Linked DNA regions of Mus musculus: regions 2 and 3 are each linked to region 1. A link is a loop called in an ENCODE intact Hi-C map of the cell type or tissue named here. Cell type or tissue: gastrocnemius. All regions are shown on one strand. Region 1 has its middle 13 kb from the start of Gm39914. Region 2 holds the start of Bahd1 (bromo adjacent homology domain containing 1). Region 3 holds the start of Ccdc9b (coiled-coil domain containing 9B).

Evidence for each region. Peaks named below come from ENCODE experiments on the same cell type or tissue, not always from the same donor. Only the 100,000 strongest peaks of a DNase experiment are listed, where the experiment ranks them.
Region 2: a loop joins it to region 1, with 4 times the contacts of the local background. A loop is called at or near these places in 26 of 42 quality-filtered maps.
Region 3: it touches region 1 in a loop (2.3-fold over the local background); 12 of 42 quality-filtered maps call a loop at or near these places.

What each region holds. Positions count from the first base shown.
Region 1 is chr2:118,971,504-118,979,503 of GRCm38, reverse strand. No RefSeq gene overlaps it. Among named protein-coding and RNA genes, the nearest start is that of Gm39914, 13 kb to the left of the region's middle. In gastrocnemius, a CTCF peak has its summit at 3,040; DNase peaks (open chromatin) are centred at 3,028, 3,426, 3,912, 6,649 and 1 more place; H3K4me3 peaks cover 2,427 bases; H3K27ac peaks cover 1,328 bases.
Region 2 is chr2:118,898,369-118,906,368 of GRCm38, reverse strand. Bahd1 (bromo adjacent homology domain containing 1) reads right to left here and starts at 4,754. Exons shown (of 7, transcript NM_001045523.1): 1 at 4,612-4,754. It overlaps Gm32957 (a long non-coding RNA gene), which reads left to right and starts at 5,189. Exons shown (of 4, transcript XR_003954052.1): 1 at 5,189-5,617; 2 at 7,090-7,182. In gastrocnemius, CTCF peaks have their summits at 3,558 and 5,156; DNase peaks (open chromatin) are centred at 5,027, 5,521, 5,798, 6,225 and 4 more places; H3K4me3 peaks cover 3,841 bases; H3K27ac peaks cover 2,669 bases.
Region 3 is chr2:118,760,472-118,768,471 of GRCm38, reverse strand. Ccdc9b (coiled-coil domain containing 9B) reads left to right here and starts at 5,811. Exons shown (of 11, transcript NM_001001982.2): 1 at 5,811-5,966; 2 at 6,714-6,827; 3 at 7,076-7,183; 4 at 7,791-7,946. The coding sequence starts at 5,820. In gastrocnemius, CTCF peaks have their summits at 1,658 (motif pointing left), 3,783 (motif pointing left) and 6,966 (motif pointing left); DNase peaks (open chromatin) are centred at 6,050, 6,441, 7,008, 7,781 and 4 more places; H3K4me3 peaks cover 3,359 bases; H3K27ac peaks cover 3,927 bases.

The sequences.
Region 1 (8,000 bases):
CATCAGCTCTTTTCCAAATGTAATCCAGCCTCAAGCAGCTTAAGACATGGCTTTGGGAGACCTGAGCCTAGGCCAGTCCATCCAGATTGAGGGGTTGGATGGAGAAGGTGGGCGTGGAACAGTGCTGGTTACATACAGTAGTAGCCAGGCAACTTGTTTGCTGGATGAGTGATGTACTCTGTGTGGAATCCAGTTCCTGACTCACCAATGATCTTGAAGTGCTTTTCCCTAGAAAAGAGGAAAAATTATCATGATGCGGTAAATTTTTTGTTATTGTTGTGTTTCTCTGGTAGCCCTGGCTCTCCTGGAATTCACTCTGTAGACCAGACTGGCCTCAAACTCAGAGATCTTGTCAGCCTCCTGAGAGCACATGTATCTCCATGGGCATGTGCATGCACGTGTATGTGGAGACCAGAGGTTGACATAAGGTATCTTCCATTATTGCTCTCCACTTTATATTTTGAGGCAGATTTCCTTACTTGAACCCTCAAACAAGGCTTGCTGGCTTGGCTCTTCTAGCTACACAGCTGTCTCTGGAGATCCTGTCTCTGCCTCCCATCATGCACAGTGGATTTTATATGCTTGTCAAGGATCCCAAGTCTGGTTTCTCAAGTGTGAGTGCTAAGTACCTAGTGAACCATCTCCTGAGCCCAAAAATGAATTTTCTTTTTAAGACAGGGTCACTCTTTATAGCCCTGGCTGTCCTGGAACTCGCTTTGTAGACCAGGCTGGCCTCGAACTCATAACGATTCACGTATTTCTGAGTCCCCAGAGCTAAAATTAAAGGCATGTGCCACCATGCCTAGCAATCCAATTTTTAAAGAGAACATTTTATTTGATTTTAGAGATGTGTTGCTGAATGTGCTAATGTACACATCTAGTCCAGGCATTCAGGAGGCAGAGGCAGAAGAGTCAGGAGTTCAAGGCTACTTTAGGCCCACACAAGATTCTAAAGAAGCAAAAACTTGTGATTAATCTGGAAATGCTGTCATTCTTGTATTTTTAGAATAAAAAATGTGTTTATAAGTAAAAGGATGATAATAATTAGTGATAGTATTTTCAATGAACTTACAAAAATATAGCTGTCCTCACTGGCCTGATGATTTCCTGGTGCAAGAAACTCTAAAACTCAGGAAGTGTTATTTCCAATGTGAAAAGATGAACACGTGAGGCAAGGCATGGTGTGTCCTCAGAGGTGGGCCAGGAACAGTTCCGTGGAGGCCTCCGGGGGCAGCAAAGACCTATAAACACACATCCGGGTACCGATTCACAGCACACATTCCTTCTGAGGACTCTGAGATGAAGGATAGCTCCCCCTCCCCCTAGCATGGGGTTGGCTGTTTTTGACTAAGGTGTGTAGGTGACCAGAGGAACAGAATTGACATCACTATCTCTTTCTGGAAACACTGTTGACAGGGTGTGAAAAAACGACAGTAAGTGATAAAGGCAGGCTCTAATTAAGCCCTCAGTTGAGCTAGGCTCCAGCCTTGATGCAAAGGATGGAACTTAGCTGGGTCGGGAGAAAGGACAATGGTCTTCCTTAAGCCACTCAGCAGGTATTCAGTGTTCACTAGCAGCCTAAGGAAACAGACAGTCTGGACTTGAGGCAGGTTGGCCCTGACACCTTTACCAATTCTTGTCCTGGAAGTAGCTCTGTAGACCAGGCTGACCTCCAACTCAGATCTGTACCCCCAGCCCTACTAGGATTAGAGGAGTGTGCCACCACTGCCCAGCTTCCTTTACCAATTCTTGGTGTGAAAAACCTAGCAGAATCTCTGGACAGACCAACAGGAAGAATAAGGTAGGAATCATCCTTCCTGGCAATAAAGGTTGTGTGGCCCATCCTAGGAGGACACAGGACCTCCCAAAGTAGAAGAGCTCGAGAAACAGAGCTCAAATCCCTTGGGGAGAAGAATAAGAAATCCGACTTTGTCCTGGGGGACCTGTTGGGCAGGAAGAGGATCCTTCCAAGCCTAGAGATTCCAGGGAGGGTTCTGAGAGCACTAGTCTGCTACACAAACTTCATCAGGCCCCATCTAGAAACCGTGCTCTGAACTGAGATGGTGAATCTAGATCTTAGGGAAGGTTGGGCCTGAGTCAGGCACAGCGAGGACAGCGTTTAGGACACCTAAAGGACAGGAATTAATGAGAGGGCCATATAACAGACAGCCAGAAATAGCCTAGAACGGGAAGACTGGGAACCAAATGGGAGCAGAAATGTGAGTTGAATACTTGGGTCACAGCTGATGGAGTTGTGTTAGCCTAAATTGCCAGGGGTCAGTATTGAGGCTGATGGAGGGTCTGGGGAAGAGTGGGACACGGGAGGAAGACAATGGCGACAGGAAGAGGAGGAGAAGGGAGAGGAGAAGAAGCAGCTAGAATCAGGAAGCTGGGTGGTGTATGCCTGTAATCCCTGAGTTCCGGTGGAAGCTTTAGGATCCAGAGTTTGAGACTCTATCTCAAAATAAACAGAGGATCAGATCAATTATAGGTATGAAAATGTCAGCTCTGTGTAGATAAATACAAAGCATTTGGGCGATGTCACAGTTTGTCATGTTTGTCCTCAAAACATAAGTTCGGGGAGCAGGCGAGGTTGTTAGCGCAGTGGTCAAAAATTCCTCTATCGCTGCACCACATACCAGAGCGAGCCTGCTTTCCTACCCTCCTGTGCCAAGACTGGCGGCCTCCAAAGAGCCACCCGAAAATTCGATCTAAAACGCTGTTCTAATGAGGCTGATCTCAGGCTCGCGCATGGCTGGCGCAGTGCAGACCGGGGGGGCTGCACAGCCGCGGCCTGCACTGTATCAGCACCGGGTTCACCCAGCGCTCCGTCTCCGCCTCGCCGGCGGCGGTGCTGGCACCGGCATCGGCTGCCCCAAGTTCACGCTTGCGCGACCCGCACGTTCCCTCGGTCCCAGCCCCAGGGAGCCGCACGGCAGCAGGACTAAGACCTTGATCCTGACCCGGCCGGGGATGCGTGGCCGGGCGCTCCGCGGCTCGCGAGGGCTGGGAACTGCAGCAAGTGCCGGAGTCACGAGCAGGGGGCGCTCAAGGGATGCCCCGAGTCAATACCGGGTGGGGCGGAAAGAGAAGGTCCTGTCACTCGCTGAACCATGGGCCCACTAGGGTAGCTCCCTAGAGGCTCGGTGTGGGCGAGAAGCCACCGGAGGGAGTGATGAGGTCCCCGAGGGGCGGAACAGCTACTCGCTGCTCGCTGGGCGCCTTCCACCGGCGTGAAGCTAAGTGGAGAGCGGCAGAGAATAATTTGCGTCCAAACGAGGGAGATTTTCCGGTCTGTAGGGAGGAAGAATTGGAACACATTATAACCGCACCCCCACCACACAAACGCCCACCAGAAGATGCAAAACCCCGTTGTCGTTATACAAACACGTGTGCCGGGGAGCCCACTATAACCACATCCCCACCACACAAGAGCCAAGACCCTTTTGTCGTTACACAAACACTTGTGCAGGGGCCAAGCAGATTCCTTTGCCAGAACACGTAGACACGAAGCGCCACCTAAAAAATCTGTCACTCATTAAACACAAAACCCGAATCTAGGACTGTGCCAGACACATTCAGGATAAGGCAGTCATGGGTGTTGTTTGCAACCTGACTTTCCTGACTGTACCCTTCAAGGCAGGGCTTGGTAACTCTCCCACTCCTCCCTAGAAATCCACTTACACAGCGCTTTCGTAGAGCACGTGGATTTTATTGAAGGCTTCTAGAGGAAAGCAAAGAAAGGACATGTACGCATAGGGCAGGGGGCACAGCCCTTCATTCGTCCAGAAAGTTCTTTCTTTTTGCCTGTTTGGCTGTTTCTTACGGCCCCTTTATTTGAGCAGCGTCTGAATCATGCCTACTTGAACCGCACCCCCACGCCCTTCCAAGAGACTTTGCCACATCTTCACCCGTTTGTGCAGAGAGGAGGGGGGGGGCTTGCATCTCCTAAATTGCTCACTGGCACGCACACTTGCTTACTCCAGGCAACCTGCTCAGCATTCCCTGCAGTTAGTCAACAACACCCCACCTCCACCGTCTTTCTCTTTCTTTCTGTAGGAGGAGATGGCTAGGCATCCTCGAGTGCATGCGCAGGCCAGAAGCCAATGCAGGTGTCTTCCTTTATCGCTCTCCATCTTGATTTTTTTTTCAATTTGCAATTCTTTGCAAACAATTTTATTTGTTTGCGTTTCCACGTGTCTGTACAGATTCACACCTGTAGGAGCCAGAGGACAACTTGTGGGAGTCATTCTCTCCTGACATGTAGGTCCTGTGCATCAAACTTGAGTTCTCAGGCTGGTGGCAATAACCTATGCCCATTGAGACATCTCATCAGCCTTGCCTTATTTTCTGAGATGGGGGGTCTCTTCCTGAACCTGGATCTTACCATTTTAACTAGACTGGTTGGCCAGTCAATCCGGGGAATCCACTCATGGCTGGGATTACAAGTACCATCAGCGAGTACTGCAGATATGAACTCTGGTCCTCACACTGACCCAGCAAATCCTTTTTACCCTCTGAGCTTTCTCCTCAGCTTCAGTGCCCCACCCCATCCCAAACCCCTGTCCCCTGACTCACACATGCCTTTTCCTATCCAACTAGCTTAGAAAGCCCTATGAGGTCATTCCTGCTTTGCAGCTAAGGCTGAAGAGGTTAAGTGACATCCACAGTCTCAGGTGTAATAAGTGACAGAGCTAGCCTGCCACTCAGGCATTCAGAATGGACGTCCCCTTTCCACGAGGCACACGGCATCTAGGAAAGGGCCAGATTGAAAAGCCACAGCTAGTGCAATGTCCTGGGTGCATCAGGGAGCAGCGATCGCTGAATGTGTGGTTTCCACATCAGAAGAATGTGCACTGTCCCTTGCTAAATTCTGTGACTCTCTGGCATTTGGACTAGAAGCAATGTTTCACAGATGCAGAGTTCTATCAGGGCAGGCATAATATCAAGCTTCAGAGATGGAAATAAGAGAATTGTGAACTGGAGGCCAACCTAGGCTACACGGTGAGACCCTGTCTAAAAACTAAAAACCACCAACAACATAGTAAGTAGTTATAGCAGAAAGATATATTGAATAACTTATGCACATTTGTATCCCTTCTTGATCACATGTAAATGTAAGGATGTGGCCCCATTTAACCCTCTCAACCCCACTTTTGGTTAAGACGGCAGTAGGCTGATTCCTCCTTTCGTACTGTGAGTTTTTCTCACAGACACTTCTGACATGTAGCACTTTAAACTATAGGTCTTTCTCACAGTCTCTAGGATTTGGGGCTAGCTATGAATATTAGATATAAGTGCTGCATAAATACTGCATGCATATACGTAGGATTTGTATGGTGGCATTTAGGTCCACACGTTCTTTCTTCTTACAGTTTTGTGTGTGGGCTTATGTGTGCACATGTGGAGACCAGAGGGCAACCTCGGCTATCCTCCTTAGCATTTTAAGACAGGGTCTCTTGCTGTCTGAGTAGGCTAGGCTGGACAGCCAGTGAACCCCAGGGGTTCCCTGCCTCTGTGTCCCCAGCAGTGAGATTACAAGCGCTCATCTTAAAGCTGGAGTTCTGGAGACTGAATGTGGGCTTTCAGGGCAAGTGCTTTACTGACTGAGCCATCTCTCCCCAGCTCTCCAAACCTCTTGCGTAGCTTATTTCATAATTAAAACCACTTATAAGCTGGGTACAGCTATTTTTCAAAAATATTTTTATTGTCCTTCTATTTTCTCAGCACTGGGGAGGTAGACACAGGAACTATTCAAGGACAGCCTAGGCTACATGGCAAGACCTTGTCCCAAAACAAAGATATTTTAAAATTGATGTAAAAGTTTAATGTTCATGCTTTGAAATGTATAAATCTTCACGTACTGTTTACTAACAAGTATATGAACTCACACAGACATTAACCACAGTCAGTCAAGATTCACAACATCTCCATTGCTCCAGAGGTTGCTTTCTGTCCATACTACTCAAAGAGCCCAGCACTCTGATATATAATATCATAGATTACTGCTGAGTGGCAGTCAGGTCCACGGTGTGGTGTGCCCTTCCTTATGCGTTGATAGACATTTGGCTACTGTCATACTGCTCTGAACATGGGTGTAGATCTTAATTTCGTCTGAATAAATACTTAGGAGTTTTGCTAGGCATAGAGTAAGCACATATTGAATTTTATAAGATACCATCAGATTAAAAAAAAGAGTTGTAATTTTAGTATTACTAGAAAAAAAGAAAAGAAAAACTGAATCCTGGACAGGTTAAATTACTTATCTAAGAATAACTTGCACAAGCATAGCGTTTTAGAGTTTCTCTAGTTAAGACTATTGTTTTAAAAAAGGAAGCCGAGAAAAGACAGTGGGGTGGTAGGAAGAGACAAAAACCGAGGGAAGCCACCTTTGAACTCTGTCCTGGGCGAGGTGATCTCCCCCACCCCCCACGTGCAGTCAGTGGTCGACTGTCCAGGCTGAGCCCTGGGGTTCAGCCACTCCTTGTCATCTTCTCGGTGTCCTGGGCCGGCCACTGCCTGCAGCCCACACTGTCAGCCCGGAAGCGGCGAGCAGGCACGCGCAGCAGCCAGCAGCCCTTTAAAGCCGGGACTCCGGGGCGCATGAGGCTGGAACATTTTCCAGCGCAGTTCTCTATCGGTCCTGCAGGGGGAGCCACGTCCGCCGCCAGAGGCCGGTCACCCGCGGCTTTGCATCTCTGAGCGAGCGGAGGCCCGGAGCCCACCCTGGCTTTTGGCGGGAGTATTTCAGAAGCCTGCGCGCAGCCTCCCATCCCAGCAGTCATCCCAGCGTGCGGCCAACTATTCTTTTTCGCTTTTGTCCTCTGAGTGCTTTATTTATTTATTTATTTATTTATTTATTTATTTATTTATTTATTTATTATTTTAAAGGACGCGAATCACATTTGTATGGTAAAATCAAACATCTCGGCTGAACTGTCCTTCGGCTGAAAAAGTACTGACTTTCAGATTCTAATAGAGTTGTCAACACTGAAACAGAAGTGGAGGAAAAAAGATTTTTAAATTTTGGTATTTTACCCAGATAGCCATTTGAACCAGAAAATGCCATGCTATACACAATGGGTAACTGACTGAGTAGAAAGCAAACACATTTTCATCAATAAAATGGAAACAGCCCCCACCCTTTAATCTAAAGATTCGCTCTTAGAAGGTCCAGTTTCGCTTGTCCTTTGCTCTAAATTTCGGTTTACTTGAAAGGAAGAAGTGGAAATCTTATGTGGCTGTTCTGAAAGGAAACAAACACCCACGAGGCCCCTTCATCGTAGCAGCTGTCCTCAGGTAAGTGGGAGCTGGTGATTTCATTGGGGAAACAGGACTGAGGGGTAGGAAGCAGGTGAGTGAGCCCTCCAAAATTCAATGTCACAAAATACATAATGCCACTACTGGTAACTGCACATTTCCCTAAGACTGTCATCATTCCTATCAGAGCTAATTTAACAGTTCTAGAAGGGACGTGCGGCTGTAATCCTAGCACTCAGGAGGCTGAGGCAGGAGAATATTCAGCGCAAGCTGATTTGGAATTTATTAGGTAGCTGAGATTGGCTCTCATCTTTCCATCTTCACTGGCTGAATACTGGGATTATAGGTGTGTACTACACATACGTGTAAATTGGTGAATTTTTTCCTGTTTTTTGTGTGTTTGTTTGTTTGTTTGTTTGTTTTCACTTTTGCTTTTGTTTTTCACCAGTTTCTCTGTGTAGTCCTGGCTGTCCTCTGGAACTCACTCTGTAGACCCCGCTGACCTTGAACTCAGAGATCCACCTGCGTCTGCCTCGCAAGTGCTGCGAGGATTAAACGCATGTGCCACCCTGCCTGGTTTTTATGTGTCTGTGTATTCTGACTCCCTGTATGTGTATGTACTGCATGAGCGTCTGGTGCTCGAGGAAGCCAGAGGAGGGGGATGAGTGCCTTGGAACTGGAGTTACAGATGGTTGTGAGCCACCGGACACAAGTGCTGAGAACCAAACCCTAAGGCCTCT
Region 2 (8,000 bases), 73 kb after region 1:
TAAGCTCTGGGCCGAACATGGTATTTCCCATCTTTTTGAGAGCTCAAAGACAGGGTGTTGGCCCATCAAGACAAGGCCAAGCCCACACAGCTAGAGAGCGCTGGCTGGCGGCATCAGAACCATAGTCCCTCCAAAGTCACAAAGGCACAAAGGAAGCAAGCCTTGCCAGACTATGCTAGCAAGCACCCGCCTGTAACTACTTGGTAACTACTTGGGTCGGGGTAGTGTTGCTCATGTGAAATGCTTCCCCATTGAGAGATGCTGCTTTGTTTATACTCTCCACAACCCATTCATAAAAAGGAGGCCCTTTAGTGTCCGGACTGTTCATATAATGCTCCATAAACCCAGCAGCTTGGGCTGGCAGCTTTGGTTCAACACAGGCTACTTTTCAGCTCTGGGGATTTCCCCCCCCCTTTGGATTTTTTTCTCCTCCTTAGTGACTCACCTTGTGACAAGGCACTGAGGCCAGATGTTGCCTGAGCAAGGCCAAGAGGAACAAAAGTAGATAAAATGAAAACATTGTAAGTCCTCTTAGATGCTAAGATGGAGAGGTGGGAAGAAATGAAAATAATTAGCCAATTTTCACTGAACTCCAATTTCAAGCAGGTATGCTAGGTTGAATTTCTTTCGGGTCTACTGAAATTTCCTTCTTGACTGCTACCCAATTCACGCCTCGCCTCTAAACACCGAGAGTAAGGAGGCACTTCCTCTATCTCTGCAGAAGAGAGAAGAGAAGGGCTCTTTCTGGATTGTAATTTGCATCATGGTTGAATAAATTAAAAGGTTGTTTCCTCTTCTGATGGTTCTAGAGTTGCTGGCTCCAAGAGGGGCAAAATTTGCTCAAGGTGCGGAAACTCAGGCAATGTCCCTGAAAGGAAAGGACTGTGTCCCAGGATGCATGCTGCAGACAGCACAGGCAGATCAGGAGCGCACTCAGGAGAGGCTTTCTGAGGTGGCTTTTCTGTTACAGTAAAAGAGAAGTAGGATTTTTTTTTCTCTCTTAATTGACAGGGGAGAGGTCTGCATTGCCATGGCAACTGTGAGGGGTGGCCTTTCCGATTGGAAGGTAAATGCTGGTTCATTAATCATCAAACTGGGGCACAACTGAAAGGTTTGGGGGAAAGAGGATGGGTGCAGGGGTACATCTGTCTCTTCACTACCTAGTTCCAAACCAGTCATCAGTCTTCTCCCACATCCCCCATGGTGTAGGCTTGATCGTCAATACACCAACTTCTAAGGCACTTGGAATGATAGCATTTCTTCCCCAAAGCTCTACCTTGGGAAGTCAGTAAAAACACTTAATATAAAAGGAACCATACAAATCCCATCCACAGGGCTGATCCAGGGTTATTTGTCAGGGGTTCTCCGAATAGCGTTTTCTCCCTCACTGACACCCAGGCGGAAAGAGGTAAAGCATACGGTAGCATAGACAACAAGTAAACTGCCAACACACAGCAGAGCTGGGTACAGCAAGAGACTGGCCCCATGAGGACAATGGGAGGACAGGACCACAGCCCCTTTCCAACTCCTGTCTGTGTGGTGTCTGTCATGTGAACAATCTTCAGCAGCAGATGGATCAGAAACAGCAGTTAAACATGCCCAAGGCCAGAGCCTTACAGACGTGCCCTATTTATACACCTTTCACAGAAAAGGTCAGAGACCTCCAAGGACTGCATCCATACTGAGCATTTCTAGAAAAGCCAAAGGTTCCCCTCCATCCACACTGAATTCCACATCACACGACACCAAGAGTAAGATTAGACTACACACAGACACACGCGTTTAACTCATTACTTCGATTCCTAAGAACCTTCCAATCTACAAAGCATTTGAGAAGATACCATGTTAGACAATCCATTTTCACAAGCTCACTGGTCAACGCCAAGACAAAAAACAAGTGGGAGAGAAGGAAGGGGTAGGAGCTGGGTGCGAAGGGCAGGACAGACAAAAGTGCTCAGCAGGACTAGCAAATAGCCTTAGGGACATTGCCTAGGGTTAGACTGCAGCAAAAAGAAGCCAGCACAATTGAGTAAGAAACTGACATGTGGAAGGGGTGCTTCGGAAGAAAGATCTGGTAGCTAGCTGTGTACAGACTGGACCAGAAGAGCCAGAGGAAGCAGGAAGAAACTGACCCGGGAACATGGCAACAGAGAGGGAAGGAGGGAGGGAGACACCAAAAAGAACAAACCAACCCCAGCAATGGTAGTGCACACCAGGACGCAGAGAAGAGACTTGCTGCCAGTCCCAGGCTAGCATCCGTTCTAGAGTGATAAGAGGTACAGGAGAGAAACAAGGGAGGAGAGGGACAGAAAGAGATGGCTACCAAAACCATCTCAGTTAATGGCTCAACTCCCCAGGGCCAGCCCTCCCAAACACTCATCTGACAGACAAGTATCTCCTGCCAGATTAAACCCCTGCCACAGAGGGAAATGTTATTTTGGCAATTCCCACCTTCCAGCAGCCAAACCAGGTCACCCTTCTGACTGCCACCAAAAGAAATCACACACAGTGCAACCCCAGCAAAAGGAAAGATTCTCCAGCCTTCTCTGGATTTTAGACATACAATTAAACTCTCTCCAACAAACTTCAGTCTCTTGTGTGAGGTAATACCCCCTTTCCCCACAAGCCTCAACTCCACCCAAGCTGGGGTCCAGACTCTCCTGGGGAGAGAGCGCCGGGGTGCTATGAATGAACTCCATACCCTGTTCCTGCTCCTTTGGCAGACAGCAGCTTTCTCACGGTGGGCTTAGAGCCAAACACAGCCGAGTGCTGCTCTCGACCAGTCCCACTGGTGTGCCACTCCAACCCAGATTTTTCTCAGCAAAAGGCCATGTTCTCAGCTGTTATCAGCCTGAGACTCCTCTCTTCCTGTTCCCAACTTAATCACATGAGGAGGGGCACCGGAGCCGAGTGGATTTTCTCAAACGGGTAAACATCATACAGCCTAGAGCTGCTCACCCGCTGGGGTTAGCGCTCACAGCTTAAGCCAGAGATCCCAAAGTGTCCTAGAACAGTGGTGTCCCCAAGAAATGTGGTCTCTCTGAGGCTTTCCTTGTTGGTGGAAGATTATGGAGGTAGAAGATGGGGAGAAACGTGTCAGGTGGTACAAAAGAAAGCTGGAAACCTTATTTTATGTCTTCAAATTTCTGCCTCAATTTATGGACTCAGCTTTATCATGTCCCTATGTGGGTACCTTCTTGCCCAAGGAAGACGGCTACAGCAATAGTGAAGGCATCGCCAAGCACAGTGGGTGTGTGTGTTGGGGGGTGGGGTCCCTTAGTCCCAATCCAAGTAGCCGCCTGTGCTCTTAAGACTGCCGACAATGGGCCACTAGGAGACATCCCAGGTGGAGTTAAACCTCTACCGAGAGGCAGACTTGCTGAAAGCCTCACTGCTAGCAGGCTCCGCTCGCCTCTGTGAGTCCACCAGCCCATTCGCCACCGGCCAGGGCACTCGGTGCGCACACCCCTCAACCCTGCCCCTCCGCCTTGGCTAAGTCGACCCCACTCTTCCCGGAGCCGCGAGGATATCTGCGGCTACAGACCAGAGCCAGTGCCGCAGCTCCTCCCGGTGGACGCCCCGGCCCCCGCAGTCCCCAGGGCAGAGTCCGGCCCCGTGCCCGCCCCTTGGGGTGGGTGCCCCGGACTCGCTCCCCTCCCCGATACCACTACCTGCGCCCGCTCGGGCGCCGCCTTTGTCCGGCTCTTCACCGCCGAGCGGGCCCCTTGGGCCCGACCTGACCCGGTCCACGGCCCCAGAGGAGAGGCGGCGGGACTGGCAGGGCACAACCAGGCCAGGCCTGGAGCACCGGGTCCCGCTGTCACTTGGAGGCGGTCTGACAACTTCGATTCCCCCCGCCCCACCTCGGACTCGGCCGCCGCCCCGCACGGTCCCCACAGGGCCTCCCGCGGCCCACACTCGCTGTTCGAACCGGTCCCCTTCCGTCTTCGGCGCCTCCCTTCCTTCAGCCCGACCCGATCGAGTCCACACTACCCCTCGCCCTGACGCGGCCCCCATCCCCATCCCCCCTCCGGCAATTGCCGGTCAGCTCCCAACCCGGGAGGGCGCCCCCCACCCCGAGAGGGCGCTCCCGCGGCGACGCCCCCAGCCGCGGCCCCTAGCCTCCGGGACCACGATGGGGGAGGGGGCTTGGCGGGGGCCTTGCCGCCCGCGCACTCGGAGGCGAGCCGGCTCCGCCGCGGCGAGGAAGCACCCCGCGTCCTCCCGCCCTCCGTAGCCCGGGACGCCCGCGCCGCCGCCGCCCGGCCAAGCTGCCACCCTGCGGCCGCCACCCACCCCGCCCCCGGCCTGCGAGGCGGGCGCCCCCCGGGGGCTGTCACCTCGAGGCGCGCAATGCTCCCCGATGGCGGGACCGCAGCGCCGGACCCGGGGGAGGGAGGCGGCGCGCGCGGGCGGGCAAGCAGCCGCACCTGCTTCTTGTCGTCCGTCCGTCCCTTCCCGGGGCTGGCGGGGGCGGCGGCGCGGCGCGCTCGGCGGGGCGCGCTGACGGGCGGCCGGTCCTCTCCCTTTTGCTAGTCCGCCTACCTAGCTCGCTCGCTCTCGCTCGTTCGCCCTCCCCTACCCCCTCCTGGATCCCGGCTCCTAGCTCACCGGGACGAGAGGCGCGGACGGCGCGGCTTCGGGCGCCCGCAGGCCCTGGCCGGGCTGGAATCCGGCGGCTGGAACCCCCCGGGGGCGCTCAATTCCCGGGCTCCACGCTGCTGCGTCAGCGCCTCCTCCTGGGGGCCGGGGCCGGGCAGGCGGAGCGGGGGCCGCGGTCGGGCGGGGCCGTCGGGGGGGGCGGGCGCGCCTGGCCGGGGCGGGCGGACGGCTAGGGCCGGACGGGCGGGGCAGGCGGCCGGACGGGCGAGCAGCGGGGGCCGGGCTCCGGGATCCGCTACGCCGCTCGCGGTTCCCCCACAAACTCCCCGAGAGCGGAGCCTCCGCCGCCCTCCTTCCTGCTTCCTCGTCCTCAGCCAATCAGCGGCGCGCCCCTCGGCAAGCTCCGCCAATCAGCCGCCCCGCCCTGCGCTGGCCCCGCCAGCCAATCCGGCCCTCGGCTCCCCCTCCCGGTCTCCAACCAATCAGAATCGTGGGTCGGTCGTCCCGACGCAGGGGGCAGCACGAGGCGGCCGGGGGAGGCGGTGCGGGGAGTGGTGGGGCCTGGGGGGAGGGGTACGGTGCCAAGGGTGGTGGCGGGGGATGATTTTCTTTGCCGGCTTCTTGTATTTTCTCCTGGTCTTTGGAGCCTGAGCCAGTATCCCATGGTGACCTGACCCTGAAGCCCCAGCACCTCACTGCAGACCCCCACCCTGAAAAATCTTAGCGCGCCCCCTCCCTGACCATCACCCTTCTACATCCCTCTTTCCTCGTAACCTCTCCAGCACCGGCTACAGTAAACTGAGGGTCGAGGGGGCACCTCACCCTCAGGCTGCTGCCCCCATGGCAAAGCTTCGGGAAGACCAACCGAAAAATTCAAGCAAGAACAACACCCCCTTTCCTCCTGAAAGGGCCCCAGACTCGCGCGAAAGGGCCCCGACTCCTGAGAAGCCCCTCCCGCCCTTGCCTCATCTTTCCGACTTCCCTGCTTGCCACGTCTCCTTTCCTTCCTAGCAAGGTCGGTCCTGGCTCGGTAACCCCTCACCCGCATCTCTTTTTCCTCTTTCTGTCCTTCACCTAACGCCCCCCACCCCAGTTCCCAATTCGCCCTCTTTCAGAAGCCAAGTGTGGAACCCTCATCCATTTCCAGCTGACAGCAGAGTCTGGTCTGTGAGTCCTTGACACCCACACACCCTCTTCCACCACCGCGGGGAACATCAGAGCTCTCCGGTGGAGAGGGAAAGGGGCGGGCAGCCCAACAGGCGCGGCTGGACACACTCCTTCGCGTCCCCAAGCTAGTGTAGAACCAGTGCAGACACTTACCTAGCTTCCCCATAGTCGCCTTATGCTGTGGCTCCGTCTCTCACACCCACAGACGTGCTTTTCCAAGCCTGAGCACGCTCTCGGGGTCAGCTGGGTGGGTGGGCACAGCAGGCTGAGGTCATATGAAGGGGTGGGAAGTCCCTGGGAGGTGCGGGAAGGGGCTGTGTCCTGGACACCTTGTAGCGCCAGAGCCAGCCCAGGACTTCACTTCAAGGAGCTGTAATGTGCACACAGTAGGTTCTTGAGAAATACCGAGTCCACCCCTGAACAAAGCCTCATTTCCAATTCAGGCGGGGGAGGGGCGCTTTGGGAGGTAAAGGAGCAGGAGCAAAAAAGGGTAGTGTCAAGTCACCCGAGCCTGGGAGCAGCCGGGGAGGGGCTGGGCCCTGGAACGCCTAGGGCAGAGAAGCGCCCAGAGTGCTGAGGAAGCCTGGTTAGTAAGCAGGAAAAATCGAGCCTCGGAGAGTGGCTTAGGGGCTCCTCCTGCGCTCTATACAGTTCCCCACCTTTCCTAGACCGTGCTACTGACGTGCACTGACCCGGGCAGCTTTTAAGGTAACTAGGGCTGCCAGCCTCTGTGGCTGGGCAATAGCCTGAGAGAGAGAGAGAGAGAGAGAGAGAGAGAGAGAGAGAGAGAGAGAGAGAGAGAGAGAGAGAGAGAGAGAGAAGAGGAGAGGAGAGAGGAGAGAGAGAGAGAGAGAATTCATTTACCTCCAGAACTGCCCCCGGGGTCTCCCAAGCTGCCTACCTAGTCTACAGGACACGGTTTACCAAGGCCGTACTAAAATCGTGGTGCGCCAACTTCTCAAAGGGCCAAAGTCTCTTAGTACCTCTGTCCTCCTACTTCCCATCCTTAGGGAAGGCAAAATCCCAAACCTCGGAAAGTAGGGCACTGAAGGACTTCTCCCTTCACTGAGCCTCCCAAGGCAAAGGTGCTCTGCAGTGCTCCCCAACACTTACAGGCCAACTGTACTTTCCATCTCACAAAATTAGCCCCTCTCCTCAGCCAAGTCCATTATCGTGTCTCATGGTAGACCCCGGTCCTCAGATTGGAAGTAGAGGGTATTTCTGGCCACTTAAGTGAGCAAGGTAGGACAGCAGACTCTGATGATAGGGGTGGGGTGGTTTGAGAATGTGAGGATCAAGAAAAAATTTAACTGGTCACAGGGAAAGAAACTCAAGCGGCAGCCCACGTTTAACCTGGAAACTGACAGAGCCAGAGCAAGACTGCTGGAGTGGGCTTCTCCCTGGCACCTTCAGGTAAACCCCTGTGGTCCGGGTACCAGGAGAAGTTGATTTATTTGAGACCCAGGTGGAAGGGAAGAGGGACTGATGGTGGAGGACCCAGGAGCTTAAGTAGCCCAGCCTGCTCAATAGCCAAAGAAACTCTGTCCTCAGAGCTCTCCCTGTGGGTGGCTGGCTCATTTGCCCCAGGAGGCTCTGGCTCAGTGGGCTTATGGCTGGGGGTGGGGTCTGGAGGGAGGAGCGCAGGCTTTCTAAAGGCACTTGATGTTCCTCCTTTAGCAGCCCATTGATCTCCTGGGTCCCCCCTCTCTCTCTCTTGTTTTTGAACGCTGGTCCACCAGCCAGCCAAGAGGAGGCCAGGGTTTTAGACAGGCTGCGTGTACCCCAAAGGGAGTTTTTGGCCTCCTGTCCTCTTTCACTCTATTTTCAGGACCCCTGCATCTGGAACAATCCTCCTTCCAATCCAGAGCCTTTCCTGTTGTAGAACTATTTAATATCAATCCGGGGTTTCTACCCTGCCTTTGACCATTACGGTCCCAGATAAAACTCACACACACACACACACACACACACACACACACACACACACACACACACACACGAACTCACACACACACACTCATACACTCACACACACAACCTTTATCTTTATAATAAGCCTTAATCAGCACATCTGGGAAAGGCTCCTGCTCCCATGGTTTCTTCCTTAGTGCATGCAGCTCCCATCCCACTCCACCAGAACAGCTGTGCCACTGCCTGGGGGCTGTCACCTTTCCTCTCTCTCGCCAAAAAGGGTTTGTCATTTGATCTAGAAATGGATGGTCTGGAAATGG
Region 3 (8,000 bases), 210 kb after region 1:
AGACAGGCAGAGCCCCAGAGGAGGTCTGCAAAGTGTGGTGCCTGCAGAGCTCCCACACTGCAGTCCGAGCAGATGGTACTTCCTATGCCTACCACCACCTGTGTTACCAGCCCTCCTCTTTCAGAATCTCCCCGTTATCTTTAAGAGGTACTGACGCTACACCTACCTCTCTTCCAGCCTTGGGCTGAGCCTGAGAAAAAAAGCTGCGTCCTCATAGACCCTCCCAGAAGGGAGGTGGGAGCAATGCTCTGGGCTCCAGAATGGAGGGCTCACTTCCTTCTTTTTCTGGAGCCAAGCTCTGAGCCCCTTGCCTAGGATAGGGAAGGCCAAAGTAGAGGTGCTGAGGGAGTTCGGAGAAGGCCTGAACTTTGTCTTGATGGAATAGACAGAGAAGATAAGACATTGTGGGTGGTCTGACCAGAGACCTTTGGGGATAAGGAAGCTGCCAGAGCAATGATGGGCACACTGGGGCCAATCCACAGCAGAGGTTAGGACTGTGGCCACAGTCCTAAGATGTTTAAGGCCAGCAGAGCTTCAGCCAAATGTGCACCCCTCCACCACCAGCCCTTTGCCTCACAGGGGATAAAGAACTCAAAATGCTTGGTTTAATGACAGAGGGGACCTTCCTCCCTGGGATATGAGGAGGGCATATTTGTGGTGAGAAGCAGGGATTAGAATCGAGATCATCAGGAGCAGGAAGAGATGTAAGGGGGTCTCCTAGGGCAATGGGGACATCACATGGACTCTTTGGGTTGATGAGGGCACACAATAGACTCCCAATGCAAATGTCCTACCTGACAAAGGTATCCCACCCTGGACATGGGTTGGAGAAAGTGCTATAGGGCTATTAGTGCCAGGGAGGAGGGAGAAGGCCTCAGCCACAGAGACAGTGAAGCAGGTCACTGACTCTGATCTCCCCAGAGATTCACAGATTTCAGAACTTGAGGAGATCAAATGACATCACAGGTAGAGACCCAGCAACCATAAGCTGTGGGTGCAATGTGTTCCTGGAGTGAGTGTGAGCACCGCTGGCCTGTTTGACTCTCTTACCCATCACCCCTTGCTTCACAGTGGGCTTCTGGATGCTGCACACATCACCACCTTTGGCTTTTGCATGATTGTATCTGGCTAGCTCCCACCACCCACACTTCAGCCTTGCTCATGGGCTTCTGTCCTTGTCACCCTTCAAAACTGTACCAGGCCCCTCTATTTTGACTGGGCGTGGCGTCACCCACACCCCAGCCTGAGGTGGTAAGCTTCCTGGTAGTTAGAGCCTGTGTAGTTTCTGCCCCAGGGCCTCTGCCCCTTTCTCCAGACCTACGTGAGGAATGTACTAGGGAGACACAGGCTAGCTCTTTCTGCTCCCAAGAGGACTTCTGGCCTGAGACTTGGAGACTGTCCTGGCTCTGTGTCTCCCTGAAGATTTCCCCTGCTCTCTCTTTCCCCAGATCCCACAGGGCCCTTCCAGGCCCCAGCATCACTCTCTGGTGTCTGGACACTGCCCAGTTCCCTCAACCGGCCCATCTGAGACTTTCTACTTTCTACTTCCTTGCCTGTCACAGAGCCTTATCAGCCCTGCCTTGGGATCTTCAATGAAGCTCCTTGACTTTGTCACTGCTGAGGCTGCCCTCTAGTGACCTCCCCAGTCTGGCTGTTACTTTCCTAACCGGACATCCTTTTGCTTGTAAAGGCCACCATCCTTACTTATTTCCAGCACAGACAGAGGCTGGTGGATCTCTGAGTTCCAGGGCAGCCTGGTCTACAGAGTGAGTTCCAGGAAAGTCAGGGAAAGCCTGTTTCAACACACACAGACACACACACACACACACACACGCACACGCACACGGCAGTGGGGGTGGGCCACCATTGTTTTTCTGCCTCTTCCTGTATGAGTCTTGCTTATGTGGTTAGGTGAAGCCCACAGTTGATGCTCTGCCAATGGCGTGTGATGGGCAGGTCCAGATGCAGGCAAAATTCAGCCTCTACCAAGGGTGGCAGTTGGTGGGGGATGGAATACAGGGTTCTGGGAGAACTCTGTGAGTCTCTGTCTCCACCATGAGGAACAGAGGCCAAACCCAAGGAGTCTTGGGGACAGGGGGTCAGTCCCACACTGGGGTTCATCTCCCACTGCTAAGACTGGGGCTGCAGGTTGGGTGTAACTTCAGAATGGGCCTTGCAGCCTGGGAGGTTAGGGATGGAGTGAGGTCCCAGGCGGCAACACCCAGTCTGAAGACAGGCAGGTCACCTGCTCCCTTCAGAAGCTACCCTGCTGTGGCATGCATGCTTTTGGTAAGGTGGGGCCTAGACTTGGAACCTGCTCAGGACTGGTCTCTCCAGCCCGACTTCATGTACTTTGAGGTCTCCGTTCCAGGCCTAGGAATTAGGACACTTCATGAGACAGGAATGTCCACTGTAGGAGCGGGTGGTGTTGAGGCCAAGCAGAAAAGAATGTCCTTTGAGCTGCCTTCTCCAACCTATCCTTGTCTATCTTCTTCAACATTTCCCCACAAGTGACCTCTAAGGATTCAGCCCCAACAAAGAGCCATTCCTAAGCACTGGGGTGGGAGCAGCCTTCTGGGATCTGCAGGCAGGCAAAGGACAGGATCTGTTCCCAGAAGCACCTAGTGCTGGGGTCGAGAGAATGGCCTGGGGCCTGGAAAGGGAGCAGCCACAGGGGGACTGTCTGGAACCAGTGCTGCAGGAGCCTGGCTTTGATACGTTGGGTGGAAGACAGGAAAAGAGACCCAGAGAAGATACTAAAGGGGCACCTCAGGTCATCCCTCGTCCACACACTAGATGACTGTGACATACTCAGACCCCAGAACTGAGGGAGGCAGGCAGCCTTAGGCACTCCTTCAACTGAGGAGATGACCACCGCGCAGTTGCCTGAGGCAGGAGGAAAACGGCCTGAACCTTGCTCTGGCTACATACTATTCCAAATATGGATGTTGCTAGGTATTTGAATGTTATCATCATATGACTCACTGAGGGATAGCCACCTGGTGTTATAAAGACATAAGAGCCATTGCCTGTAAGGAGGAAGGAGACTGGAATCCACCATCCCATCTCCCTCTGCCTAGACGGAGCCTGAGGAGTAGGCCAAGGGCCAAACACTATACTCAGTCAACCAGTCTCCCACAGGAGCGGGGGTGGGGGAGAGCAGTGGGGATGTCCACACTGACAGAAATGGGGTAGAGGGTCTGAGCAGCGCTACCTCTATGGACTTAAGCCTTTCCTCCTGGGCAGATGTCCCCTAGAGAGAAGCTTGGACTTCCAGCAATCCTGTTCTTGAAGTTGGCTCCAACTGTATCTTTCCAGATGCTACCAATAAAGTCCATCTGACGTAGGCCCTAAAGGTGTGGTGGCCACCCGAGTTGGCAGGTGACCTGGGAAGGTGCAGGGAGTCACCTGGGGAGAGCAGTGATCCAAGACCAGGCTAGGTCATCCTGCCCAACCCTAGTAGGAGAAAGAGAGAGCATAGAGAGACATCGCAAGCAAACTTGTTTTGGTGGAGTAGCTGTAATAAGAGGCCTAGGGACAGCAAGGCCAGCACCCTGGCTTTTTGTATCGTCTGCAGTACAAACAGGTAAGGTAGCCTGCATGAGAGACAACACCTGTCAGGCTCATCAATAAAATAAAGCTTTTACCTCTGTGTAGTCTGACTGTTCTGATGGAGTTGGAAGGTGGGATTGAGCTAGACTTGGGAGATGATAGTGAGAAAGGGGGCTGAAGGAAACCCCACCCCCACTCCAATTGCCAGCCAAGCTTTTGGAATGCTTCTGCCCCCTAGTGGTGACTTGGAGAAAAAGACACCTGGTTTGGGAAATATCGAACTGGAAATTCTCAAGCCCCGCCCCCTCCCACAGCCCGGCATTTCCCCTCTTCCAGGGATCCGTCGAGACACACCTGCCTTCTTCAGCTTGTGTCCATCTATCTGAGTGGTCAGAAAGGCAGTTACAGCCTGTGCACAGGTACCCACAGTGACACAGTGTAGTGCTGGCTAATTCCATACTCATCCTGCAGGCAATGAGGCTTTACGGCATGGGGGCACTGGGCCAGGCAATGGGGGAAGCTCAGAGCACTTAGTATAGCAATCTGCCTCTGTCCGGTGGGAGAGCAGACTGGTAAACCGTGTTTTTGTGGGGTCTGCTCAAGGGCGTGAGAAGCTGTGAGTGACACTTGGAAACACGTGGCCGGCAGCTGGAGCTTCAGTCTTGTCTTTGGAGCTGTTCAGGGTACATGGTACTTCAGCCTGGTGGCTGGGAAACTTTTGTGTCTACATTCAGGATATCTTCCTGAAGCTCTTACAGGGGGCTGGGTCATCCTATCTGCAGGGTTGCCAGATGTCTACCTGTGCCTCCTGACCCCTCTGCTCTGACACTGGCTGGCAGTGGAAGCTGAGAAGGACAAAAACCTGGCCTCGTCTCTGTAGTCTGTTTACATCCCTCCTTTCTAAACCTGATCAAGGACTAAAATTACAAAGAGTGGGGGCTGCATTAGGTCTCTCTCCCTCTCGGACTGCGATCTGTGTAGCAGGGGCGGTTACAGTGGGAAGCTTGGGACTTCTGGAGGTTTCTGGGATAAGGCTGACCTCAGCAGTATTTGTGAGGCAGGGTGCAGAGAAGGTGGAGGAAGTGTGTGCTTGTACGTGTGTGTGTGTGTGTGTGTGTGTGTGTGTGTGTGTGTGTGTGTGTGTATGTGTGTGTAGACAAAAGCGGAGAGGGAGACAGAGAGAGAGAGAGATCTAGGAGCTCGGGTGCGTCACTGTTGCTGGGAAAGTAGACAAGAGTCTGACTCAGTGGGAACATCCGGCAGGAAGGGAGGAGGGTACACAGTGGCATTTGCAAGCAGGATGGGAACTCAGGAGCTGCAGAGATGGGGGTGTGGGGCCAGGGGCGAGAGCCTGGACAGCAAAGGGCCTTAGCATGGTGGCTAGAGACCGGGGTGGGGGTAGATTATGGTGAGGGGAAATATCTGAGGCCTGGTCAGTCAGGGACATAGGGGATGCCAGAGTTTGTGACACTCATGTCAAGGCCTGGAAGTCAGGACCACATAAGAACTGAAGCTGACCTAGGCACCCCTGGGCAGAGACTGGCCTCGGCTGTGTGAAGATACTTACTTGGGGAAGGAGTCTGTGTCCTTTCTTGGGATCTGAGAGTCTGCAAATGTTATCCTGGGAGTGTCAGGATGAAAGGGCTCTGTGAGAGGATCCCAAGGGAAGAGGGCTGCTAACTGTTCCCAGCTTCTGCTGGGTTAAGGACCCCATAGAAAGGCTCCTTTTAGCATGGTAGGGGTCTGGAGACCCAGAGAGTTAGGCCTCCAGGAGTGGCCATGCTTGGAGTACAGAGAAAAGCACATTCCAGCTCAGAAACCAAATGGGGGAGAGTGGCATTTTGGGTCTGTGGTGGTGTGAGATGGCCTTGGGGAGGAGGTTTCTCACTCTTATCTAACGACTTAAATGCGCTGACTGGACAGCCAGCAGGAAAGCAGAGAAACGCCCCGAGGGAGGGCCGTCAGCCATCGTGTGGAACCTGCATCTCTTGCCTTTTTCTCCTAGTGGGAGGGATGAAGACCCAGCTATCCCATTTGTGGGCACACACAGGCGGGCGGGTCTTACTGGGGCTCAGGATCACAGGTGAAAGTGGGCCCTTCGTGCCTAGATCTCCTGTGCGAGGACACTGAGGCAGGGCAGGGATATGTGCTAGACAAGACCAGCCGGCTGCTGGTGCCCCGGTCCTCGCCCTCTGCGAGTGGAAGGGTGGGGGTGGCGGCTAGGCGTTCCTGGCTGGGAGCCCAGAGCGCTCTTTTGTAATCACAACATGATCTCTTGTGCTGAGCAGCGAAGCAGAAGCCGGCAGGGAGAGGCCGACAGGGCCGGCTCTGGTGGCTCCAGCTTCCCTCCAGCTCTGGCTCCCGGGAGCTGTTTTGAAATTCTCTCAGCGCCTGGTATTTCCATGCATTTGGCCGTGAGTGGCACCTCCTCTTTGGCAGGGGGGCTTCTAGAGGATGGGAGGGAGCTAAGCTACGAAGCAGCCACATTCTGGGGACAGCTGGTGGCAGCTGGGCCTGGGAGAAAGAGAGCCACGAGGAGGCAGGTGGTGGGCCGGGCAAGGCGCTGAGCAAAACATAGACCCCACAGCCAGACAGAGAAGAACCGCAGATCTTGATGCAGAGGCATGGCTCGGCCCAGAGTTGCTCCCAGCTGGGCCTGCTGTTCTCCTGCCCCATCAGTCAGCAGCTCAGACCTGGAGGGCTCGCGGAGCCCGTGGGAGCTGCTCTCTCCTTCGGACTGGGCACAGGCTTAGGGAGTGGGGTCCGGTGCCTGGGAGGCCAGAACCAAGCTAAAGCCTGTCTCTGTGTGTGTGGTTCTAGATTTGGGAGGCAAAGTGTCCCCCCTCGACCTCCTGAATCCCCTGGCAGCTTCCCAGTCACGGCAGGTTCGGCTGCCAGAGCCATTTTTAACTCTCATTCCAGACTGTGCTCACAGCAGAACCCCCTGGGGAGCCAGGGGGAGGGGCAGCCTGCTGCTGGGAGCCGAGGCCCTGGGTATGAAACCCTGACCTGAGCCCTCAGTAGGCAAACTGGCAGACAGGCCTCACTGGGGTGGGGTTTGGCCCTCTGTAGACCATCTTCCTAAGAAACCTCTTTCACCCTGGGTGCTGTAGCTTGGGGCTAAAATCCGTTCCTTGTATTGGGTTCCATGCCTTCTACAGGGGCCCCACAAAGCCGAGTCCACAATGCGCCGGCATGAGGAAAAAGATGCCGAGCTGGACCGTAGGATAGTTGCCTTGCGCAAGAAGAACCAGGCCTTACTACGAAGGTACCAGGTGAGTGTGTTGTGTCGGCTGAGAGGACTCCTGTGGCTGGGGTCCCTGGCTACCTTCAAAAGGCTGTTTACACAGTGGGTTCTCTCTGAGGGCCTTAGCCCATGCCCCCATCAAAGTCTTGGGCACTGGTGATGTGGTGCCTCTGCCCCCTGGTGTCCCATTGGTGTTTTTCTGTGTAGGCCTGTCAGTGTCTGTGTGTCTGTGAGCCTGGGGGGCCATGGCCTTGCTGACTTCAGGCCCTCCCACAGGAGATCGAGGAAGATCGTCGGCAGGCGGAGCAGGGGGGCATGGCTGTGACCACTCCAGGGCTCCTCCAACCCGACAGCCTCACGGTCACCATCAGCCAGGTTCCCGGTGTAAGTCTCACCTTGGAGACAGGCAGGGTTGAGGCCTGGACCATGCCTGGGGTGTTAACACTATCCCATTTCTCCTAATTGCCTTTCTGGGTGTCTCCCAGCAACAACAGACCTCCCAAGCTATTGCCATCTTCTCCAAAGGGCCACAGATGAAAGGCTACCAAACAGAAACCTTTGAACAGACTTTCCCAGTCCTACAGCTCTGCATGTAAACCCTATGTGCAGAGCACAGCCTTCTCCTTACCCCAGACCCTGAGGCCGAAACCCTGCAGGAAGCAGAGGAGGGAGAAGTCTGGGCTGTAAGCAAAAGAATCAGTGTCTTAGAGATAAGGCCATATTGTCTGCATACTCTGGATTTTTTTTTTTTTTTTTGATTCAGAGATGACAAGCCCTTGTGGCATCTTGGATCCCTCTGTTGGCTCTGAGCTCTGAATAACTAATGCCATTGGCATGTGAACTCCTGAAGGGCCAAGCTTTGCCACGGGCATTCCAGGGAGGCCTAGGGCTGGAACCCAAACCTAGGGAACCCCTCCCCCCAGCACCCAGCACCCAGGTTCTGCTCAGGATGACCCATGTGGCCTGAGGACACAGGCATCTCGCTCTGCAGGAGAAGAGGGTGGTCAGCAGAAACTGGGCCAGGGCGCCCCTTTCACCTGGAGTGACTACCACACTGACAGATGATGAAGATGCTGCAGACGCACCGGGTACTTTCAGCATGGGGCACCGGGTGGAACTTGCTGTCACCATGGAAAACAAAGCCAAGGTGAGCAGTTGAGACTTCCAGACCTCAGGTCTCCCTCCCTTGGCTCAGCCATGA